2 separate regions of the Homo sapiens genome follow, and region 2 is linked to region 1. Evidence: chromatin loops called from intact Hi-C (ENCODE). Cell type or tissue: mammary epithelial cell. All regions are shown on one strand. Links, peaks and the distances in the headings refer to the core of each region. The heading gives the core; the rest is flanking DNA.

Region 1 (9,301 bases), core at 465-8,464:
CCTGGCTTGTTTCTCTTATTCTTTCTCTCGCCTTCTGATCCATTCTGCTTTCGTTAGTATGTAACTCCCTGCCTTCTCTTAGGTAGACCCATCAACCCATCCTACCCATGGTACTGCACAATTCAGAATCCTTTCCCAAATTTTCCCTTATTATGCACAAGAAATACTCCAGGGCCAGGTGCAATGGCTCACGCCTGTAATCCCAGAACTTTGGAAGGCTGAGGCAGGAGGATCGCTTGAGCCCAAGAGTTCAAGGCTGTAGTTAGTGATGTTGGTGCCACTGCACTCCAGCCTAGGCAACACAACAAGACACTATCTCAATTAAAAGAAAAAAAAAGAAAAAAGAAAAAGAAATACTCCAGAACTTGGCTAGTGAAGACTAATTCCTCCTTCACAGGAAGGAAGTGGGGGCAGGGGAAAATGATGCTGTAAATACTCTAAAATATGTATTTTTTCCTGTCCCATCAGCTATGCCATCTGGGATGGGGTGACGCCTGGATGAGATGTCATTTTAAAGGACATTTCTGGGACATGCTGGCATCAAGGCAAGTTTTCAGGTGGCTGCCATTTCCTTGTCATTTACCTTCTATGGACAGGACAGAGTCTCCACCCAAACCACCACCCTCCCACAAAAGCGGGAAGGAGAAGCCAGAAGGGAGAGAAATCAGACTTTTCCTGATTTGTCTAATAATAGAAAGTTGGCAGAGCACGTCACAGAATAGAAAGTATTTGATAAAAACAGCATCTGTTCAGCTTGGGACTCGAGCCGGAGCTGCATGGAAATTTAATTTATTCCTTCCTCGAGTATTCCCATTAGAGTATCACAATTCTGTCTTTCTCATTAATGAGAGAAGTTGAAAACGTTGCTTCCTGTGACCAAAATGGCTTTCTTTCCCACGGGCTGATGGCAGAGGAGGCGACAGCGCAGCTGAGCGAGCGGCCAGCAGGGGGCGCGGCCCTGCCGTCCTCACACCCACCCCGGACACGGAGACGCGGGGCGAGCGGGGCGCCCCTTACACAGCCTGCGAGGGGAGACCCAGGAGGTTTTCCAAACAAGAGGCTTTGCTGACTCTAGGGGCCTAAGAATAACCACTGTGTAGTATCCTGACTGCCGGCGGCCTCAGTAAAAGTGGTAGACAGAGGCTTCCCTGTCGCTCAAGGAGCTCCCAGGGCTTTCTAGGCTTCCCGTTCTCCTCCTGTTTCCCAGGACCCACCAGAGTGCCCCCTGCAGGTCAGGACGGGAACCGACACCTGGCCTTTGTCAAAACGCATTCCAGCGCCCAGTGAATTACTGTCCTCACGCCTGTCACCTCTCCATCTCCGGCTCCTCGCTGCTCTGGCTCCTTAAAGTCCTGCTCTGGGCAAAGTGGCCTTAACAGGAAATCAAAGCTGAGTCAAACTAATAATAGTTTGGCTATTGATCAGGCAGCCCCTTTAAATCACCCGGTGTTTTGTTTAATTGCAGAAAAATACACATAACATAAAATTTTCCATTTTAAATGTACAGTTAGTTTAGTGGTGTTAAGTGCATTCACATTCTTGTGCAACCATCCCCACCATCCATTTCCGGGGCTCTTTTCATCCTCCCAGGCTTAAACTCCACACTCATTAGACAAAAACTCCCCATTCCTCTTCCCCCAGACCTGGAAGCCACCATTCTGCTTTCTGCCTCTGAATTTGACTACTCTATGTACCTCTTATAAATGGGATCATATTGTATTTGTCCTTCTGTGGCTGGCTTGGTTCACTTAGCATAGTGTCCTCAAGGTTTACCCATGTTGTAGTGTGTGTCAGAATTGCCTTCCTTTTAGGGGTGAATAATATTCCACTGTATGTATATACCACATTTTATTTGTCCATTCATCTGTCAATGGCCACCAGGATTGCTTTCACCTTTTTGGCCATTGTGAATAATGTTGCAATGAGCATGGGTGTCCTTTTCGAGATTGTTTTGACCTGTTGGTATTTTAACAGGACTCTTTAGGAAGGTAATCCCAATGGAATAGTTCAAGGTCCGAAGAAAGCTGATGGGAACTATTTTAGGAAGAAACAGATTTAATGTCCCTTGCACCAAACCATATCACCTACATAGGGGGCTGCCCTAGGATATATGTTCTGATATCATGCATTTTGTATTTCCTCACTGAAAAGGATAAGAAGTTGTGCCCAGTGGAGGGAAAATGTTTCTGACTCAAACAACTTCCAAGCCACTTGGCTCTCGGAATCTTTGATAGCCGTAGATTGTTAGGCAGTGACAGTGGGAAGCCAGAGAGTGATGCAGACACGAGCAGGCTTTGGTGTCAGACCCGGCGAACATTTCTCCTGACATGAGCTTCAAATATCTTCATGAGCGGATTCTTTGGGGGTCCTTGCTGATTCAGCTTCTATCCGCCCCTCTATGCTTTCCTGTGCCTTCAGCTCTTAGTTTTTCCCCCATCAGCATTGCAATATGCTCAAGAAGTTAACAAAACAAATTAACACAGAGAAAGCACAACCCTCCCTTAAGCCCTGCCTCCCTTCAGTTCCCATCCTTCCTGTCTCTCTCCTGCTGTGGCCTGTAGCCTGTCTTCTTGAAGGAATCATTTTCACTTGCCACTTCCATATCCCCACTCCCATTCACTCTTGAACCCGGTGCTCTCCTGGCACTGGATTCTGAGGGTTTCTGATGTGACATCTTGGTTCAAGCTTCTGATGGGAAGTCAGCCCCCTGTTCAAGTCAAAAGCCCTGCATCCTGAGAAGTCCTGGCACCTTGCTTCAGAGACAGTTCCTAGAATACCAGAAGATATATATATATATGTGTATATATATGTGTATATATATACACACACACACATATATATGTATACATATATGTGTATACATATATGTGTATACATATATACACATATATATGTGTGTGTGTGTATATATATATATACACATAAATATATACATATATATATACACACACACACACATATATATACTTCCTCATCAAAAGAAGGCCTAACAAGAACTTTTGTAAATCATCTTTCCTGGCAATGGAGTATAGAGGTTAGGGGACCAACTGTATCATCATCCACAGCTTGATATGACCCCCAGCTCTGCCAGTTGCTAGCTGGGTGACTTTGGGCAAGTTACTTAAGTTCTCTGCACCTTCTTACCCTGCCTCTAACATGACGATCGCCCCAGCACCTACCTCATAGGCCTATTAGGATAAATAAATAATGCATGTCAAGAGCTGAGCACAGGGCATGGCTCACAGGAAGCATTTCATAAGGGTTAACTCGTGACTACTTTTTATTGGCATAATACTTAAAGGTTGACCTTAGTAATTAAGTCTATCTTGATTTTCATACCTGTAAAATTTGAGTGAACAAATGTGGTAAGACTAAAGGGTTTACTGCAAATTTTCTAGAGAATAATTGGTTCCCTAAGTGATCAGAAACATTTGCTAAGGATAACATGAGGAACGACAGGGAGAAACATCACATAGGGCTAATGAAAAGGCAGAATCTCTGAATGGAGATGAATACTCCTAGATATTGTGAGATAAACCAAAAAGCGGGAGAGTGTGATTGAACTTGTGCATCAGTGATTAGCGTTGGATAGGATTAGCATGCATAAACACAGACTTTTTGGAAAACAGCCCCTTGAAAAGCTATCAGAACTAAAATATGATAATAGTCAACACAGTCTGGCCACCAGATGAGGTATTCTGCTGTTTGATAAATTTTATAAAACTGCAGACCTTATTTTAAACTATGTGGAACTATTCCAAGGACTGATTGCAGAGTACATGAATAGGTATGTGAGTCTGATAAAATAGCTGAAATAAGGACAGGATTGGAAGGACATTGAAGTAAAATTGGCACGTGTTGTTCCACATCTAAAGGCTGGAAGCCATTTGGGCAGAGGCAGAATCTGGGCTCAGAGTCTAGCCCTGCAGGACCCAGTGTGGCAGCTGCGTGTCTCTGGAGCACTGGAGAGGGGGCTACTGCAAATTAAGATCTGCTGTAAAGGTAAGATACACACTAATTACAAAAACAAGAATGTAAAATATATCAGAGATTTAAAAAATATTGATTATATACTAAAAAGCGTCAGCACAGTAACTCACACGTACTAAGCACTCAGGATATGTAGTCTATTTTTTCTGTTGTTGTTTAAACCCAAAGAGCTGAGAGTTTATTATATGTCAGTGTCCTAGGTAAGACAATACTTGAAGATACCCTCACAGTCTGCCAAATGGAAGAGGAAAACATTCCCGCTTTTTAGAGAGGTGGTTCTCAAATGGGAGAATTTTGCCTCCCAGGGCCATCTGGTGATGTCTGAGACACATTTAACTATCGAAACCTGGGGGAAGTGGCTGCTACTGGCATCAAGTAGGTGGAGGCCAGGGATACTGCTAAAATCCTACAGTGTACAGGACAAACTACCCCCACAACAAAGAATTGCCACGTCAAAATGTCAATCGGACCCAGGTTGAGACATCCTGAATTAGTGGCTCTTGATCACTTACAGATGTGACTGATTAATAATCAAGCTCAGCGAGTGTGTGGTAGAAGGAGGATTACAAATGTTATCCAAAGAGGCATCTCCTGGCCAGCAGCCTTGGCGTCACCCAGAATTTACTAGAAGAGCAAATTCTCAGGCCTACCCCAATCCTACTGAGTCAGATCTCTGGGGGTGAAGCCCCTATATCTACATTTTCACAAGCCTTCCAGGTGATTCTAATACAAGCCAAACTTCTGAGAAGCGCCGCTCCACTGCCCCTGTGTCCTAGTTACCAACTCCTGCTCATTCCGGGCTGAGCAGTAGGTGGCAGTGAATCGCAGAACGGTATTTGGACGGCTGCTAAATGCTGAGAAGGGGCTGGCTTGCACCAGATTGGTTGGTGATGGAGCTGGTGACAATTGCTCCAGTGTTCTTACACTAGCCCACAGTTCATGATGCCAGCTTTCTCATCTCAGGAAAGTTCAGGGAACAAATCCAAACATGGTTCAAAGTCATTCTAAGGTCTCTTCTTAGTCACATGGTGTTTCCAAGGCTTTGAAATTGTTTACTTCTAACTCATGTTTTCAAAGTTGTATCCTTCAACAGAGAATTCTGTGAGTATCTGGGTTTGGACTATTCTCCTAAGACACCTTCCCACCCTATAAAATCCCAAAGTCATGAGTACAAATCATTTCTGCCATCCTTGGACACCTTTTGGGCAAAGTATTTGACCCATCTCATGCTGAATGGACCCTTGGCCCCTCCTCTGCAATGGACCAGATCCGGTGAATGGTGAACATCCTGTTTCCCTGGATCTTTTGTCAGGCAGATAAAATTCAATGTTTGGCAAACTTTGTTAAGGCTGAGAGTGAGGTCACTGCAGTTCAGGTTATTTTCTATCTGGGCCACAAGAGGACACCCTCCACTCAGCCATGAGCATCTATAGTCTCCATAAAGCTCCGAAGTGGGTTGAGTGATGTGCTGGATTATGAAGAGGGGACAGTCACCTGCTAGAGAGGGAGGGGATGTCACTTTCCTTCTGTAGAGTGGTGGGATGAAGTGGCTTTGGATCAGACCTCAGCCCTGAACTCTAGAGCTGGGTTGCTCGAAGTGTGGCTCCCCGACCAACCGTATCCCCGTCAACTGGGAAGTTGTTAGAAAAGCACATTCTGGGGTCCTAGCCCAGACCTGCTGAATCCGAAGCTCTGGGGGTGGAGCCCAGCAATCTCTGGTTTAACAAGACCCCTCCCCTCCCAGGTGATTTCCATGTGAGCTCTCGCTCGAGAACTGCTATTCTCTCCTCCAGAGCATCTTCCTGGTTATTCTCTGGGACGCAAAACCATGGTGGTATCTGATCTCATCACACTTCTGCCAGGAGGTGAAATCGAAGAGGCTACATTCTTGATGCTCAGTGTCTTCTTCAGGTCATTTGCCTGAGGACACCTGGGGATACTGAGGTCAGTCATTCTGCATGAACGTGTGCAGTCCCTGGGCTCAGCCCTGGGCCGAAGGCTCTGAGGGATGTAAGGGTCACTAAATAATAATTTGTCAGCCCTCACAGAGCTTCCAGTCCTCCATGAAATGCAGGGTTGCCGCCTGAAAACAGACCAAAGGGGGCACACGACATGGTTCTGACAGCATGGGTAAATACAAGGAAGCTGGGAGCCGTGCAATGCTGCACACGTCCCCTCCCCGGCTTCATCTCCCATTCCCTCCCACCCAGCTGCTGTTGCAGGGCCCCCTGCCTTCTTTTTCACTCTCAACAGCACACCCTCAGTTTGCCCTTGTTTTCATTTCCTTTTCCCCTTACCTCCCATACCTCTTTTCCAATCTCTCCCCCTCCCGTTCTGGTTTTGTTGTAAATCACAAAATTTCAGGAACAGGCCCAGCAAGGACAGAAGCCCCAAGGGGCAGGGGAAAAGGAGAGAAACTGCATAGATAAGAACAGGCTTCTTCTCAGAGTAAAGACTAAGAAGACACAGCCGTACTGTAATAGTAGTTACCCTTGTCCGAAGGGCAGTGCAAGCCTGGAAAAGGGAGACCACCCGTGGGCTAGGGAGTGGGGAAGAAGCTCATTAGGGTGTCTGGACACGAGCTAAACCTTCACAGGGCACGGGGACTTGGGAAAGCAGAGGGGACGGAGAGGCCATGCCAGCCCCATAGCAGGGAGGAGCTGGGGTGGGAGGGGGGCCGGGGGCAGCCTGGTGGGGAGGGAGGATGGATGGGGAGTCATAGGAAGTGAGGCAAGATGGGCTCCCAGATGGAGGAGGGAGCAGTTAAAGTCTGAGTTTTATGATAGATGTACCAAAGAGGTGTGATAGGTTCTGAGCAGAGGAAAACTGTGTATATTGTTATTGTGAAGACATCTTCTCTTCCTGAGGTCACAAACTCAAATGCCTATAGCATGAAGCAGGCCAGGTAAGAAGCTGGAGGGCCTGGAGGGGTCGCGTGAGCTGGAGAGCACGTGTCCACCCTGAAGTGGGCAGTGATACACAAATCCCGACAATTATTACCGGGGGCAAGTAGAAGCTGAGTTGCGAAGTCATCCAGTTTTTCGACAGAAATTGGATGTCTGGATTTCTTTCTCATAATGTAAAATTTCTTCATTTTTAAATAGGCAGCTCATTGAAAATTTAAAAAAATCTGTACACCTTTGGGTGGTAACTTCTGACCTGCATTTTAAAAAATTGGACCTGAGGGTTTGTACCATACTCTTAATCAAAAATATTATGACCATTGTTTCTTCTTAGTTTCCTCCCTCACCCCTTTCTAGTAAATCCATTTATTATGAACAAAAAATATGATAACATCCAAACATGAACAACGTACTGTTTTCAACACTGCACACGAATTATCTCATCCTCATACAACCCTGTAAGATTATCTACTCCCACTCTATAGATGAGAGAACTGAGGTACAGAGAGGGAAAACAACTTGCTCCAAATCTCACTAGTTTTAAGTGGGGGAGCCAAGACCGAAGCCCAGGTGGTCAGACTACAGGGTCGTGAGTTCAGCCTGTGTGTTATATCCTTCCCTATATTCTTTGGTGACCATATTTCAGTTGTGTTTTTCCCTCTTCCAAGTATGAGTGACATTTGTGAGGTTGTATTTTCCTTCTTGTGTTAAAATATTAGGTTCACTGTCTTTATTGCCCGTGCCCTGGTGCCTGAGGCCTGTGAGTCAGCTGTGCTCAGTCTAGCAAGCATCCATGGAGGACCCGCCGTGCGCCATGCATCGTGCTGGTGCCAGCTGTCCCATTTCATGAAACTCCATTTTAATAAAAGATACTGACAGATAGAAACCAAAAATTTCAACCTAATATGGGATGTTATGTTGAGACAAAGGCATCTTTGGTATGCACTGCGATCATATAATGGAGTCATAAATGTGGAGGAGGGGTGGGTCAGGGAAGACTTCCTGGGAGAAACGTCCTGGGGGCTAAGTCTCAAAGAACTCTGAGGAACACCAGGTTCAAGAGGCCAGGCATTAGAAGTCAGAGGGGTGCAGGGAAGGTCAGCAGAGTGGCGATAAGGCAGGAGGAAGGAGCCTGGGATGGTAGGGTTGAGCCTACCTGAGACAGCTGATGGATAGGAGGAAGGGACCAGTCAGAGGGGCTGGGGAATCATGACCTGACATTGTGTGTGTTGATTCAGTGTCTACACGCTCAGTGTCAGGCCATGGGGAAGACCCCACAGAGAGGGTAAGGCTTGTTGTTGAAGTGGATGGATGAGAGGCTCTACCCCTCATTATTTGTGGGGCCTTAGGCAGGCTGCTTTGCCTCTGGGAAGCTGAGTTTCCTCACCTGTGAAATGAACTCAAACTTATTCAGCTTAGTGAGTACTGAATAAGAAGATGCTGGTGCCAAGTCTAGCACAATGCCTGACCCCAGCAATCATTCAGACAATGTTTGCGATTACTATCATTTCTGACACTTAGTAAATGTTTACTGAAGGAGTGAAAGGGAGCAATGGCTTAGGTGACCCCAGCGGCACCCAATGCAGTTGGGAGATCAGATCATCAGCTAAGCTTAAGCCTGGCCCATGATTTCCACTTGTCTTACGAGGACTGGGAAATAAGGGTTACATTAGTTTGAGGGAGACTTCAGCTTTAATATAAATTCCAAGTGACGCCATCCAGTCCACCGGAGAAGCAGCCTGCCTCAACAGGCAAGTCTGACCACAGAGACTGCAGCTGAATCAGCCGTAACTCGGAGCTGAGGCTGATAATTTTCTGAGGCTTGTCTGCACGCCTGTGAATCTTGCGTTCCTGTAGGTTACATCATTCTGTCCAGGTGCAGACAGTCCTGCTGATGGAACACTCCCCGGCAGCTGCAGCAACCTGGCACCTGGCATGGAGGAGTCCATCTGGTGGTGATATGCAGCCACTCAGGACTCATGCCAGCCACGCCGGCTCCTGGATGACAGGCAGATATGGCTGCGGCTGCCTTGCTTACTCCCAAATAGCACAGAGCAGGACAGTCTTCCAGCCAGGTGGGTAGTTCCAGGAGGCCACATTCACCTTGGAGATTCCTACCATACTCAGGAAAAGAAAGAAAAGCTGCGTACAGTTCTTACAATCATGCTTGTCATTTCTGTAGTCCTTTTTGTTTAAGGATCTCAGCTGCTGGGGCACGTGCAAGTTTTCCTTCAGTTTCTGTGCCAGCAATAATGTGCCTTGATTTTCGGGCAGTTATAAGTGGCCAGAGAGAAAGGGGACCTTAAAAGTGTAAGCCTGGCTTATTTTTTCTGGAATGAGCTTTCTGCAGCAGTGGGTCCCAAACTCAGCACTGTGCTGGGCTTTTCTGGAGGAATATGACACACACA
Region 2 (9,301 bases), core at 711-8,710, 1.3 Mb after region 1:
TATATTCTCCTGCATGCGTGGTGTTAACATGTTTACAAAACTACTCATGGTTTCTCAAATGTACCATGTAGCATACCCATAGCACCTTTATGCCTGTTTTCTTCTCCACTGAAATGGTCTTCCCATCGTGCCTATTAGGCACTCATTTTTCTTGACCTCTGATCATTCTTTCCCTATTAGATTTATTCATTGCTTCTTTCATGCTACCATTTTACACTGTGCATCTAGTATTGTAATTATCGCAATGCATTATGAATTTATGTGTCTCTCTACTTGTCTATGACCTCTTGGAGAAGAGATGTGTAGTTCATGATTGCATCCTTAGCACCTAATATACATCTTGGCCAGATTATCAGCATATGATTTTTGAATGAAGGTAAAAAAAGAAGGGAGGAAGGAAGAAGAGCATTCATGTATGAAGCCTGCCATCAAGTGAAAAAAGTCTTCAGCATCTGAATGCCCTTTATAGGCTGTTGTCTATGATTATGGAATAACAACAGAGTGGTAGCAGCAGTATCAGCGTTGACATTGTGCTTACTGAACATTTTATCAGCACAATGCTAAATGTTTTATACATGAGATTTTTTTCATTTAGGTTTTATAACACAATGAAGAATATTCTATTTTTTAAAATCATCCTCGGATGACAGAAAAAGCCCTGAGGCTTAATGATTCACTTCAAAGTAAGTGAGCTGCAGAGCCAGGATTCAAACTCACGTCTGACTCTGGAACTCTTAACCAAGATGCTCTTTCAGTGATCTGTAAGTATGTTATCCTCTATTTGTTTGAGACACATGTTGTTCATACCAAAGAGTGGCCGGTGGGGACGGCGGGGTGGGTATCTAAGCCTGAACCCCTTAGCTGGTGGTCTCTCTGTAATCTTGACTGTCTCTATCAAAATCGCCATTAGAGAGAACTGGGATTTCTGAAAGATTAGGTACTATTATGTGGTTTTACATGGCAGCAATTTCTTCTGGCTGTCAACATGAAATTCCCTGTTCAGTATTATAGTACACTAGGGTCAGCTAAGCAAATAACCCCATGAAACATATATGTATATATGCTTATCTACCATCCAGGTAACTAATAGTGTGGGTGCAGGGAATTGTAAGATGGAACAAAATGAACAGCATGCTGGACTAGCCAACCACAACTCACTGTTAAAGCTTTCCTTGAGAATGAGCCCAACAGCTCTGAAAGACTTCCAGAAAAATACACCAGAAAGAATTCAACCTCCTTAGAGAAGATAACATCACCTCTATAGAAGGACTTCTCCAATATTCTCAGGCTTTAAATGGACCCATCACTTCTACTAGAACCTAACCCCATTCCGAGACAGAGCTTAATGTTCTGGCTACTCCACAATGAGGACAGTCCTTCTCACAGTCTCCAGGGACTTCATTCATCAGTTCTGAGTTGCTGCTCATTATCACATGCAGGTACTGTGCAAGAGCTGTTTAGAGCTAATGCAAACACTGTCTGTACCCCAAGGAGCTGGAAGTCTGGAATACGCTTTTGTCTTTCCAAAGGTGGGGAAAGTGTCATTTAAAAATTGTCAGAAGTGCTCACTCATTGGACATGGAAACACCTATGAAGCTCACTTTGCGTTGAGGAATCCCCCATAACATAATGGGTACTTATATTAACCCAAGACAATTTCATGGTTCTTGCGAAAACCTGCAAGATCATCACTGACCTGAATGCAGATCCTTCTGCATTCTGCAGACTGAGATAGTGACTCATCTGTTTACTGAGCTAAATTGGGCCTGTTTATAAGAAATGTACACTTACAGAGTTAAAGGACTGTGTAAGTTTCTTACAGGTATGGATTTCAGTTAGTTTGTCCATGATCATTTGTATTTATTTTTGGGAAATAAGAGGTTTAAAAAGATAACCAGAAAACCACAAAAAATATAGTGAGCACTTTATGAGAGAGACTTTTATAATTTCATGGGAATTTAGAGGGATAAATCGCTTCTAACTGATGGAATCACTCAGACTAATTTATAGGGAGGTTGCCATACTGGCAACCTGAGGTTTTTTATCTGTATCTATCTGATGGATACTAGGTAGAGAAAATTACGTGAGTAAGGCATGGAAATATGGAAGCACGAGTGTTTAGGTAATGTCATCAGAGTTGTAGTTCAGCTTGGATATTCAGAACCGGAAAAGGAGATGAAAAAGAGAGGTTCTGCCAGGGTGTGTTTGGTCAGTATCATTTCCCATGCGTATAAACCTAGCCCATTCTGTAAGTCAGCGGTGGAAGAGAAAACAGCTAAAGTGGCTGGGTCCTCTGGCTTTTATTTAGCATCTGGCTCTTTTCTGGATCAGCATTTCACACAATTTGTTCAAGGTTTATGATTTTATAATATTCTTGCGCTATTGTCACTGTTGATGAATTTCCTCCAAACTCTAGTTATTCAATACCTCTCTGATCTTAAAAAATTCCTCTTTATCCTCACTCTGTAATTATATGTGAGTTCAGAACACCTAGTTTATGACCTAATCAATGGAAATTTGAATATGCTGGGACTGAGAGGGTCCTGACAAGAGCAGGTAAAAGCCAACAATCTTCTTATGTGGTTCTCCATCAACGTGGTGCTTTGAAAAAAAAATTCTATTCCACTCCTCTCCGCTAGCCATTTTCCATTAGCCATTTTTGCTCTGTCTAAAGCTTCAGTGGTTCCCCACCTTGAAGTGGGTATTTGTTGCTTTCAGGACACTCAACAACCTTTTCCTCTTCCTTACAATACTTCCATTTTCATTAGGAATTTAACTCTTTTCCATTGGGTATTGTGATGAAATGGTAAATCTATGGGCCTACTACAAACTAAGGAAGCAAAAGAGGTTCCTGGAAGTTCTCTCTGAGGAATTTTTTCTTTTACTACCCTGGTTTGACTAGGAGACAGATAGGTGACTAGAGTTCAGCCAATCAGTCGCTTCCTTCTAAAATCAACTCTTGAGTTCTTACTGTAAAGACAGAAAAAAAAAAAAAAGGCTAGAGATCATTGACTGCAGGAAGTGGCCTCCTGTTAGAATACCATGACTGTATTCCCTACTTCCTTCCCATTTCCAAGTGTAAGTCTTCAATTTCCCATCAGTAGCTTTTTTTGTTTGTTTTTGTTTTTGATTCCTTAAGCATACTTAAGGCCTTTGCACTTACTCTTCCTTCTAGTTGACACCCTCCCCCTAAAATCTTTGGCAATGCATAAGTTAACTAAAAAGGTTTCTCACTTTCCCAGGCAATTATTTAGAATTATTCTAAGAAGTTAAATTATTGGAAGTATGAGAGAAATTTCAAAGCTAGTAACATAGTGCCATCTAAAATATTAAATTATAACACTGTAAAACATGGAATATTATATATCCAGTTCTTTAGATGTTATTTTTCCTGATTCAAGCTCAATATTCCCTACTATCTACATAAATTATGCCTGCAGGACCTAAGTTTTATTATATTTATTTATTTATTTTACCTAATTAAGGTGTTATTCAAATAAATACTCTATGTATCTTCTAGGCTTCCCTGTCCCTATGCCTCAGCTCTGCTATTTGTTTCATGCCAAATATTTTTATCTCCTTCTTTCCCTCTCTTTTCTATATATATATATTTCTAAATTAAAGCCCGTTTTTTTTCCTGCAAACCTTTCATGGCCAGCCACTCAGAGACGTTTTCTGAGTTCCCTGTGCACTTTATTGCTACAGGACTTAATACAAGATTGGAAGTCCTATTTGCATGCATATTTTACATCCCCTGCTAGACTATAAGCATTTCACTATGGGTGCAGAGAAGGGGTCTTTGTTTTTCCATCACTGAAATGCCTAACATTAAAATTTTTTTTTGGCTACCTCTTCTATGCCAGGCATTATTCTTGGTGTTTCAATTACAAAAGGAAATCAAGCAATGCTGGCTACTCTCATAAGCCACATGTGAAATGGAGAGGTTCTGTGGGTAGAACATATCCAATATTTTTACCTTTTAAAAAAATTTAGAACTGACAATCTAGCAGTAGAAAAATACATATACACCAAACTACACAAGAGAACTATTGAGAGAAAATAAATATTAAAGACAGAGGAATTTTATATAAGAAAATTCTCTAAAAGAGAAGGGGGTTGAGGTAAGCCTCATGGAGAAAGCATGGTAGTTTGTATATAATAATATTTAGTGTATATTTGTAAAGGAAAGGGATATGCATAAATGTATTTAACAAATTGCCTTTTGTTTAGTTTTGTGTTGAAAGAGAGAACAGTGCCTCAGATGATGCAGAGTCAGAGATCATCTCTCCCCAAAGTTACATTTTGGTTTTGAAGTATACTACATGATTTATTTACTGATTATTTCTGGTACATATTTCTCTGAAATCAACTTTAATGTCTGAGGAATATATCAAATGAGGAAAATCATTCTGGGGCTAAAATATACCATGGAAGATTCCCTTAGTGGTCAATTAGGATTGACTATTCCTAGCTATAAAGAGAAAAGAAAAAGAATATAGAAAATAAGGCTCTAAGTAAGTCTCAGAGCATTGGTCCTGGAGTGAAACCATGAGGACCATCTCTTCAACTCCATTTTCACAAGACCTCTACATGCCTTGTATCTGCAGATAGGCGGTGATGAAGAAATATACATGCTTTTGAGAGCTCAGCTGTTTACAAGGAATTCAGTGGATCTGAGCAATAGTAGTTTAACTTGAAATGCCAAGTTAATTTTTTTTTTTTTCTAATCAGAGGTAGATCTATCTTTATCTTGGTAGGTCTACCATGTTTATTTTCAATTGATCAATAGTGACACCTGCTGGCTCAGGAAGAGACACTTGCCTAATGTGACTATAGGACTGAAATAACTGTGGGAAATAGTGGATATAGTTAGCTCATCAATCCTAAAAACCAAAATGGAACAACCTTAAGACCAAGCTGATTATTGTGTGGAAATTCTCAAGATGATCACAAAAATGAGTCATTATTGGGATGTAGACTTGATGGTGGTGAAATATGATCTAAGACTTGAGTAATCCTTGGAGGAGAGGCAAAGTAATCCTATTCTAGCTGCCTCTCCTAGCCTCACTTCTGGATTAGGGACAGCACTTTCCAATCTCTTTTCCTACCTTTAGTCTGATTTCGCTTCAACACATCTTACGAAAGACCTAGAGTAATTTCATAATCACATTCATGCTCCAAAGCCTGAATGAAATTTATAAGAGGACAGGGAGATAATTGGTGCACAGTCACACTGTGACACACACTCAAATCCAGTGGCAGGAGCCAAGAAGCCAAAGCAAATGGCTCATCACCAGATATGCTCTGACAGGTAGAGATGCAGGTGCTCAGGATCAGAACTGACATGCTGCACAGTATAGCGCCTCTGAGGTGGCCTGGCAGATCTGTGGAGAGGGGCTCCCTCTCAAAACCCTACCCCCATGTTCCTATCCCCCTCAGTCTTTGTTGCTATTTTGAGTGCCTTTCAGGCTGCAAAGATGCCCTTGATTCCTCCAACTTTGCCTCCTTGATCTGTTTTTCCTGAGGAGAAGTGGATGCTCTGAAAGTACTTGTCCCAGTCCCCCTATTTTCCATTTCTTTTTAGTCATCTTGGAAGGCAAATGATATCAAAGTTAAGCTAAGAAGCCAATAATTCACATGTAAATTTGCATTTTAAATGGGAGCACCTTAGCAAAGTATGTACTTAACCCAAAGCATGCACATCTAATGTTCATTGTGCCAAGGAACAAGAAGGAGACATTCGGAGCAGGAGCAGGACCTTCTGGATGCACTGAAAATAAGTACATATAAATAAGAACAATAATCATAAGTCATTCTTAATACTTACTGGGCACTCACATGTAGGAGACATAGTGCTATTCGTTTGATTCCTCTTGCTGTGTAGAAGCATCACAACAATTCTAATAGGTAGAAATTATTATGCCTAGTTTATAGATGACAATACAAATGTTCAGAAAATATAAGTAACTTGTCCAAGGTTATACAGCAAATATTGATGAGTCTGAGACGTCAACCAGGGTCTTTCTGACTTAGACTCTATATACTTAATTATGCTCTACTACACTTTTTTTTCAAAGGCTGGCCTGGATCATCAATGACATCTAACTGTTTAGACTAAGAGAACAAAGATATGGTCTCCATAAGTAACAGTCCAAAGGAAACATTTTACAAAACAGGTAAGCTGCAAAGCACTGCATACATGCCAGTTATTATTACAAGAGGAAGAATGTGGCATCAAGTTTGAGCTTCTCTTTATAATTCTATAAGACAAATGAATGAGAGAGAGAGGTTTGGCATGACAGGGAGGTGAGAAAAGGTTATATCAACAAACATAACGACTTCCTTTTGTGGAAGCATGTTCACATGAACACAAAGTATCCAGGTTGGGTTTAGCTCACTGAAACACAGTGACCCTGTTGCTCCACCTGTAATGAATCAACACAACTTATTGGGTATTTGGAGTAACCAGCATTTTATTAGGTCCTGCATGTATATGACATCACAGTTCTTTTGTAAAACATCAACAAAAAGTTGAGTAGGTTATACATTTCCCTGCTTCAAATATAATTTTAAAATAATATGAAAAGGTATACACTAAGAACCTCACTCCTGTATTATTTCATTTCTCCCTGTTCCCCCTCAGCTCTCCAGATAGACATTTCAACTTCTTGTTTATTTTTCTAATGCTTCTTAATGCAAGTATAAGCAAATATAAATATACATTCTTATTTTCCCACTTGTCTAGCACAAAAGGTAGCATATACAATGATAAAATTTCCTCATATTAACTTTTTATATGTAAACTTAGCCTAGAGATCTCTCCCTATCTAACTAATCATTGATCTACTGCATAGTATTCCAAATTCCTTTTATTATAATTGTATCTGGGCAGCATGCTAAAAATAACAGCATACTAGTATATATTTCTGAGTGTTATGAGTGATTATATAAACATGAGAAAATTTCAGAGAGTGAAGAGAGATTGGATGTGATGGGCATCGATAAAACCTCTTGGGGATTGATAAGGCAAGGGAAATCATTCCTCGAAGAAAGAGGTAGCTAAATTATCACACCGCTTCCTTAATCTGCAGGCAGGTGAGTTTCTTGCTAGCATCAGTGCAGCTTCTTTTTATATTGTCTCAGTTAGCTTCCTCCAATTTCCGTTTAGATTCAAGCCAAGAAACAAACACTGTGTTAATTGGTGCATTTTCCTGTAGAAACTAATTATAGCCCCATGCTGTCAAAACAAGACAAATTGTTAATGATACTTCATCTGACAAAATAGAAATAAAGCTATTTTGCCATAAAGGAGGATGTTGGGATTATGTCACAAGAGCTATTTTAATCACAATTATAAAAGTGAAGAGAATTGCTGGAGAGGACCCATCCTGGGTGCCTCATGCCCAACTGGCTCTCTGGGTTGAGGGGAGAGGGGAGAATGGGAGAAACGGAGCATCTGGGCTTCAATGTTCCAGATGAGAGCACTGAAAATGACAGTTCCTATGGCATGTGGTCCGCTCAGGACTCTTCTCTGGCTGTTTCTGTAGATGTACATATAGCCTTCGTGTAAGCTATTTGAAAACATTAATTCATTCATTTGTTTAACAAATGTTCACTGAATGTTTATTACATGGCAGGCACTGTTCTCAGTGCTGGGATCACAGCAAGTGACAAAACAGAAAAAAACTAAAGCAAAGCAAAACAAAACAAAAACAACAAAAACCCTGCCCTTATGGAGCTTACATTCTATTAACAAAATAGGCAATCGATAAATAAGGAAGACATACAGGTCAGATGACAACAAAGTTCATAGAGAAACAGAAGTGGAAATGTTGAATAAGGAGCGTGGGGATACTAAATAGGGTGGTTAGAATGGAACTCACCAAGAGGGTGGTGTTGGGCAAAGACCTGATGGAGTTAAGGGAAACCCTTTAAGTCCCTGGGAAAGGAGAAAATTTAGCAGAGCCGAAGCTGACATTCATCCAGGAAGGTTCATAAGGCCAAGTGAGTTGCTAAAATATTGAGGTATGTCAGCACTATTTGGTACAGCCCATTCCCCAGGCAGCAGACAACTAAAGGACGGACTCCTTAAACAGCAAAAGGCCCCCAGAACTCATTCTGATTGACCTGTGCCTGAGTGGTAACTGGTGGTTAAATAGCCTTTGGACCAAAGAACAGCAAGTGCAAAGAACCTGAGGCAGAGCACCTGGGTGTTTGAGACCTGGAGGCAAAAAGATGGGCGGCTGGAGCAAGTGAATGATGGGGGTAGCAGGTGGGGAGACAGATGAGAGTTTGGGAGTGGCAGAGTCTACAGAACCTATTGGAACCACAATGGATAAGAAGCCATTGGAGGGCTCCAAACTGAGGAGGGACATGATCTTATTTACATTTACACTTTTAAAAGATCCCCGGATGTTATGTTGAGAACACACTTAGGAAACGCAGGTGGAGAAAGAGGGTCGGTCTAGTTAAAGAGGCTACCGCCATTATCCAGGCACAATGTGATGGTGGCCGAATTAGTTTCCAAGGGCCGCTGTAACAAATTACCACAAACTCGGTAGCTTAAACAACAAACATTTATGCTTTCACAGTTTAGAGGATAGATTCAAAATCAAGGTGTCAGCAGCACTGTGCTGCCTCTGATGGCTCTAGAAAAGAACCCTTCCTTGCCTTTCCCAGCTTACCTCGTGGCAGCATCACTCTCATTTCTGCTTTTGCCTTCACATTGCTGTCCTCCTTGTGTCTGTGTCTCTATATCCAAATCTCCCTCTCCTTTCTCTTATAAAGATGCCAGTCATGGATTTAGGGACCACCCTAATCCAGTATGACCTCATCTTAACTTGATGACCTATGCAAAACTGTACCTCCAAGTAAGTCACACTTGCAGGTACCAGAGATTAGAACCTGAGTATGTCTTTTGTGGGGACACAATTCGACCTATTCTAGTGACTTAGACAAGGGTAGCAGCAGTGGTTATGGAAAGATGTGTTCTATTTCTCAACTCATTTCAAAGATAGAGCAGTAAGATTATCTGAAAGGTTAGATGTGGGTTACGAGAGAAAAATAGACGTTAAGGTTGGCTTTCAGGTTTTTGTTCTGTGTGCCTGGAAGGATGAAATAGCTATCAACTAAAATGGGGAAGAGTTGTGGGATTTGTGGGGTGGTGGTGGTGGTGAGCAGGTTTAGGGCAGAGATCAGGGGCTCAGTCCTGAATAAATTAAGTTGTGATGTCCATTAGATACCAAAGTAGAGGATGAACAAGCAGTTAGATTCTGCTTTGTAATTTTTATATATCTCTTAT

Evidence for each region. Peaks named below come from ENCODE experiments on the same cell type or tissue, not always from the same donor. Only the 100,000 strongest peaks of a DNase experiment are listed, where the experiment ranks them.
Region 2: it touches region 1 in a loop (23-fold over the local background); 5 of 110 quality-filtered maps call a loop at or near these places.

What each region holds. Positions count from the first base shown.
Region 1 is chr5:142,712,333-142,721,633 of GRCh38, forward strand. No RefSeq gene overlaps it. Among named protein-coding and RNA genes, the nearest start is that of LINC01844, 29 kb to the right of the region's middle. RefSeq lists a silencer at 870-1,069. In mammary epithelial cell, for the core only: CTCF peaks have their summits at 929 (motif pointing right), 1,244 (motif pointing left), 4,802 (motif pointing right) and 5,394 (motif pointing right); DNase peaks (open chromatin) are centred at 1,179, 4,859 and 5,379; H3K4me3 peaks cover 549 bases; H3K27ac peaks cover 1,669 bases.
Region 2 is chr5:143,963,424-143,972,724 of GRCh38, forward strand. No RefSeq gene overlaps it. Among named protein-coding and RNA genes, the nearest start is that of HMHB1, 160 kb to the left of the region's middle. RefSeq lists a silencer at 1,618-1,818. In mammary epithelial cell, for the core only: a CTCF peak has its summit at 4,805 (motif pointing left); a DNase peak (open chromatin) is centred at 4,888.